Linked DNA regions of Homo sapiens: region 1 is linked to region 2. A link is a contact called in ENCODE Hi-C or POLR2A ChIA-PET data. All regions are on one chromosome and are shown on one strand. The core of a region is the stretch at or near the end of the contact, and the rest is flanking DNA. Distances in the headings are between cores, read along the strand shown. Region 1 overlaps SLF1 (SMC5/6 complex localization factor 1). Region 2 has its middle 82 kb from the start of SLF1.

What was found. Hi-C counts contacts between places; a loop is a spot of excess contacts on that map. ChIA-PET counts read pairs that join two places held with the same protein, here RNA polymerase II (POLR2A). Pooled maps may share reads with other maps.
Region 1: a pooled map shows a loop between it and region 2 (2.9-fold over the local background). The contact joins two enhancer-like sites. A Hi-C loop is called at or near these places in 1 of 168 maps with a recorded cell type or tissue (endothelial cell of hepatic sinusoid), 3 of 37 single-sample maps with no recorded cell type and 3 of 50 pooled maps. POLR2A ChIA-PET finds 5 or more read pairs at or near these places in 1 of 52 experiments (OCI-LY7).

Annotation. Positions count from the first base shown.
Region 1 is chr5:94,630,772-94,633,514 of GRCh38, forward strand. All of the region lies in intron 4 of SLF1 (SMC5/6 complex localization factor 1), which reads left to right. Among named protein-coding and RNA genes, the nearest start is that of SLF1, 13 kb to the left of the region's middle. RefSeq lists an enhancer at 2,181-2,680. Within about 2 kb of position 1,385, at least 3 of the 41 ENCODE cell types and tissues checked have a DNase peak (open chromatin) inside an H3K27ac peak, as active enhancers do.
Region 2 is chr5:94,699,382-94,702,271 of GRCh38, forward strand. No RefSeq gene overlaps it. Among named protein-coding and RNA genes, the nearest start is that of SLF1, 82 kb to the left of the region's middle. Within about 2 kb of position 1,315, at least 2 of the 41 ENCODE cell types and tissues checked have a DNase peak (open chromatin) inside an H3K27ac peak, as active enhancers do.

The DNA.
Region 1 (2,743 bases), core at 135-2,634, 69 kb before region 2:
CAATTAATGAGAAAATAATTTTGATTTGCATGAGTACTTTCTGTATTTTTTTGCAATTATTAGCCCAAATGAGCCATGGTGATTTACTCCAATCTCCTAGGTAAGCCATTATGCTCGTTTAGACTTATGTGTCTTTAATAGAACAAAATCTACTTTACAATATTGTTTTAGATTATTCTGGATATCTCTATTTTACTTTCCATGTTATTCCTTTTGGCCAACTCAAGCAAAACAAAAAAGGAAAACTAATTGGGAGTTTTTTGTTTCTAGTTATGAAGCACTTTTAGACTTTTGGTATTATCACAAAAGCATCATTCTGGGTTTATGTAGTGCTGTCTTCATTATTCATACTGTTTTCATCATAATTTTATTTCATTTTGTCCTTGGTATATTTTTAAAAGCTTTTTTATTGGGTAAACTGTATTCTAAGACTGCTGTTACTTTTTTTTTTATGGCAAGAGGGTGGGGAGTGTTTTTGTCTCTTAGTTAAATGTAATTTATAATCAATAACATGCACACAAATTAAGGGTATATTTTGATGAGTTTGGACAAATTGATGCACCCATGTTACCCTCACTATAATCAAGATCTGTTACATGTACATTATCCTATAATGTTCTCTTGTGTCCTTGAACATTTAGTTCTGTACCACCAACACCAGGCAACCACTAATTTCCTTTTTATCACTATAGACTAGATGTATACTTTTTAAGAGGTCCTTATGAATGGGATCATACTTAAATACTGCTTTGATATAGCTTCATTTCTCTAGTACAGTATTATTAAGATTCATCCATTTTGTGTATACCAGCAGTTCATTCCTTTTTGTTGCTGAGTAGTAGTCTACTCCATGGATATGTTACAGTCTGTTTATTCACATATTGGTAGATATTTGGGATTTTTTTGTCTTTGCTAATATAAATTGAGCTGCTATGAACATTTGGTTACAAGTATTCATGCAGACATGTTTTCAGTTCTCTTGGGAAATATCTCGGAATGAATGAATTTATACTGTTTGAGATGGCAATTATGTGTGTAACATTATAAGAAAATGCCAAACTGGCCAGGCATAGTGGCTCAGGTCTGTAATCCTAGCACTTTGAGAGGCCAAGGCAGGAGGTGATTACTTGACCCCAGAGTCTTAGATCAGCCTGGGCAACATGGCGAGATGCTGTCTCTACAAAATTTTTTTTTCTTTCTTTTTTTTTTTTTTTTTTCCAAATTAAATTAGCCAGGCTTGGTGATGCATGTCCTAGTCCTAGCCACTTGGGAGGCTGAGGTGGGAAGATAGCCTAGAGCCCAGGAGTTGGAGGCTGCAGAGAGCTATGAACTGTTTTTCAAAGTAGTACCATTTTATATTCCCAGTAGTAGTGTATGAGAGTTCCTGTTGCTCTGAAGTTATTTTGGCACTGTTAACGAAAATCAATTGACCATGTATGTGTGGTCTATTTCTGGACTTCCTGTTTGGTTCCAGTGATCTCTATATCTACCTTATACCAACACTACACTGTTTTGGTTACTGTGTCTTTAAGTGAGTCTTGAAATTAGGTACTATGGGTTTCTTAACTTAGTCTTTTTAAAAGTTGTTTTAGTGAATCTGGATTCTTTGTATTTCCGTACACATTTTAGAATCACTGTCAATTTCTGTGAAAATGCAAACTGGTATTTTGATTGGGATTGTATTTTATAGGTCAAATCTTAACAATATTGAGTCTTCCTATTAGTGAACTATGTATTCTCCGCTTGTTCTTTAATGTCTTATAGTTCTCATTATATAAATCTTGCACATATTTTATTAAATTTATTCCTAGGTATTTTGTGTTTTGGGGTGCTATTATAGATTGCTCTTAAACTTTTTATCTGCATCTTTTGAGATAATTTGCTTTTCTCCTTTATTTTCTTAATATGTTGAATTATACTTGTTTGTTTCTTTTATTTATTTATTTTGAGACAGAGTCTCGGTCTGTCGCCCAGGCTGGAGTGCAGTGGTGCAATCTCGGCTCACTGGAAGCTCCGCCTCCCGGGTTCACGCCATTCTTCTGCCTCAGCCTCCTGAGTAGCTGGGACTACAGGTGCCCGGCTAATTTTCTGTATTTTTTAGTACAGGTGGGGTTTCACTGTGTTAGTCAGGATGGTCTTGATCTCCTGACCTCGTGATCTGCCCGCCTCGGCCTCCTAGAGTGGTGGAATTACAGGCTTGAGCCACCGCGCCCGACCTTTATTTTTTTAATTTTTTGAGGTAGCGTTTTGCTCTTGTTGCCCCGGCTGGAGTGCAGTGGCGTGATCTTGGCTCACCGCAACCTCTGCCTCCTGGGTTCAAACAATTCTGCCTCAGCCTCCCGAGTAGCTGGGACCACAGGCATATGCCATCACACCCGGCTAATTTTATATTTTTAGTAGAGATGGGGTTTCTCCATGTTGGTTAGGCTGGTCTCAAACTCCCGACCTCAGGTGATCCGCCCACCTCGGCCTCCCAAAGTGCTGGGATTACAGGCGTGAACCACTGCGACCGGCCACTTGATTCATTCTTAAATGTTAAACCAAACTTGTATTCTTGAGATAAACTGTACTTCATCATGGTGTATTTTTTCTGGTTCATTTTTAATATTTTGCTGATTCTATTTGCAATTTTTAAAAATGATTTTTGTATCCTAAACCTGATAAATGACATCTATGTAAATATCTAAACCTAATGTGATATTTAATGGTGAAAGATTTTTTCCCCCATGATTGGTAACAAGGC
Region 2 (2,890 bases), core at 65-2,564:
CAAAGTATCTGAGTTGGATCAAGTGAACGTTAATGTATTATGGATGTTAAACATTAATAGAGAATGGCTCACTAGTTTGGGACATACAATTTCATTCTACCAAAGAGTAGAAATTTAAACAAAAAACAAAACAAAAGGTTTAGCACTTCCAAAAAGTCAGGTGCGCTGAACTGAAAATCTGGAATCCAGGTTTGAATTTATACCTATCATACTGTCGTTTATCTTGATAGTAGATGAACTAAAATTACCACTGCTTCTCTATTCTGTCTCAAAGTGAAATAAATAGTAATATTGAAAAATCATTAATCTTAAAGTGTTGACAGATGAAAATAACTTAGTTTGTTGTCAGTGACTTCTCAACCTAAAGGTTAGGTCAACAGTGGTTTATGTCATGACTCTTAATAAATTTTTCTAATGACCAGAATAGTTTGATTTATGATAGTTTTTTTGTTTTTGTTTAAAGGAATATTTATCTTTGTTATCTGGCTTCATCCTAAAGATGCATTTTTCTACTTTGCATTCATTCCTTTTTATATTAGAGATAAAATTACCGAGCAATAAGTAAAATCTGGTAAAATTAAAATATGTGTTTTAAGGAATTTTCCAGGAAAACTTAAAAGCAGAATTGTAAAGGTGAAAACTGGACAAGGGGATGAGGGGAAAAATGGTTAAGAATCATTCTGCTTAAAGGAATCCAAAGGGTAAAGATTTCTAGGTACTGTTTATTATATTGATGGAACTTAATGAAGGTATAAAATCAGACAAGCATGTAGACTAATCTCAGAAATAAACTGGGTCTTTGAAATTTTTGAATAATATTCGATAAACTAAACCAAAGGTCCAGATAATTGTTTTATAGAAGGTTCTTTTGGTCGAAATTCAATTTAATCAAAAATAAAGAATAATAAAATTCCAGTTCTAATGGTATCAGAAACAGGCTAGATTTTTTTTCACTGTTTTTTAAAAAACAATTGACACATAATAATTGTACATGTTTATTAGGGTACAGTGTGATGCTTCAATACATGTGTACATTGTATAATGATAAAATCATGGTGGTTAACATGTCATTTATCTTAAACCTTTCCAATTTCTTTGTGGTGATAACGTTCAAGACCCACTTTTCTAGCTATCTTGAAATATAATACATTGTTATTATCTGTAGTCGCCCCACTATGTAATAGAACATCAGCACTTACTCTTCTTAGTTCATCTAACTAACTTTGTAGCCCTTCAGACCATCCTCTCCCCATCTTTGCCTTCCCTCCCTTTCCCTTCCCAGCCTCTGGTAACCACCATTCTACTGTCTACTTCTATGAGATCACCTCTCTTAGCTTCCACATGTAAGTGAGATCATGTGGTATTTGTCTTCCTGTGAGAAAAAGGTTGTTTCGAATAGTAATACTCAGTCCTTTCTCACAGGCAAATCTTGACTCATTTCTTATTTTCCTGTCATTTCAGTTCTTTTACACTCCCAAAAATACTGTTAAGTTCCTACATGTTACTGGAGGAAATGGACTCAGAGAGTTGAAAGCTACTTATTAAAAGTGGTTGGACCTTTTACCTAAATATCATTTTTTACTAATATTAATATTTTAAAATTGAAACTAAATGTTATTAAAAAGGATCTTCTCAGCCAGACATGGTAGCACATGCCTATAGTCCCAGCTATTTGAGAGGCTGAGGCAGAATGATCACTTGAGCCCAGGAGTTCAAGGCCAACCTGAGCAACATAGCAAGACTCTTTTAAAAAAATAATAACATAAATATATCATCTAAATTACATAAGGAAAAAGATTGTAAGTAAAAAATTGCTTATAGTGATTGTCTTTATGTGAAAAAATTTTGGATCTTTTTCACCTCTCCAGGTTTCTTTGTAATGATTTGTATTTGTTTATAATACCAGTATCCAATTTATTTTGAAAGTAATGCTCCTGATTTAAGTAAGAATCAGTCCTTGAAATTTTTCTAAAGTTGCCTTATTTAAACTGGCACCTACTGGATTTTTAAAAGGTAAATTACAGTTTTAATATACTATTTAAAGTTGGATATAATTAAAAGTATAATTAGTATTATCTAACACAGATCTCAAAAAATACACTATACATGTGCTCCTTTTTTCAAAGTGAATCTGACCACTTTACTGATATGGTTCTCTACTCTTTAAGACACTTCAAAATGGAGCCCCAAGTATGCTGAAGTGGGAACTGGGGGGACTTTACTCTTTTGTAGTACTCTTAAATTGCTAAAGATTAAACTTGCTCATGTGGATACTATGTGGAGTCATAACATATCTTTACTTTGTGATTTTAGTATTTATGGGACCTGAAGAATTACTTGTTCTCTAGTGAGATTTTTCAGATACGACACAGAAAAGCAGGGAGAAACTGGTAAGATTAAATGATAGCTACATTTATTCAAAGATTGTACCTTAAATGGCTTTGAAAGGATACTACTGTATAAAGAATTTTTTTCTTCTATCATCACTCTGAAAAAATATCCACTTTATAACTTATTATTTGCAACATTAATGCAGATACAAACAACCCTCTGTTGAGAGAATTCTGAGAGTGTCTTACCACAGCTCTCCAGAGCATATTATTTTGCACCTCTTCTGTGAAGGCCGGCAAAATAGCTTCTTGAAAGGTACTCTTTTAAGTAGTACAACTCAGAACAATCTTTTTACAGTTGTGTTTTGTATAAATATCCTGGATACCTACATGGTAACTATAGTACAACCTGATAGTATCAATCTGTTTTTAGGGGGAAGATTTCTTACCTACCGGTCAGGGCTGTTGTCACAGTTATGGGAGGGAAATCAAGTACATATGCATTAAATGTACTATGTATCAAGTACGTAGCATCATAGTGTGCAAGATTGGATGGTGAA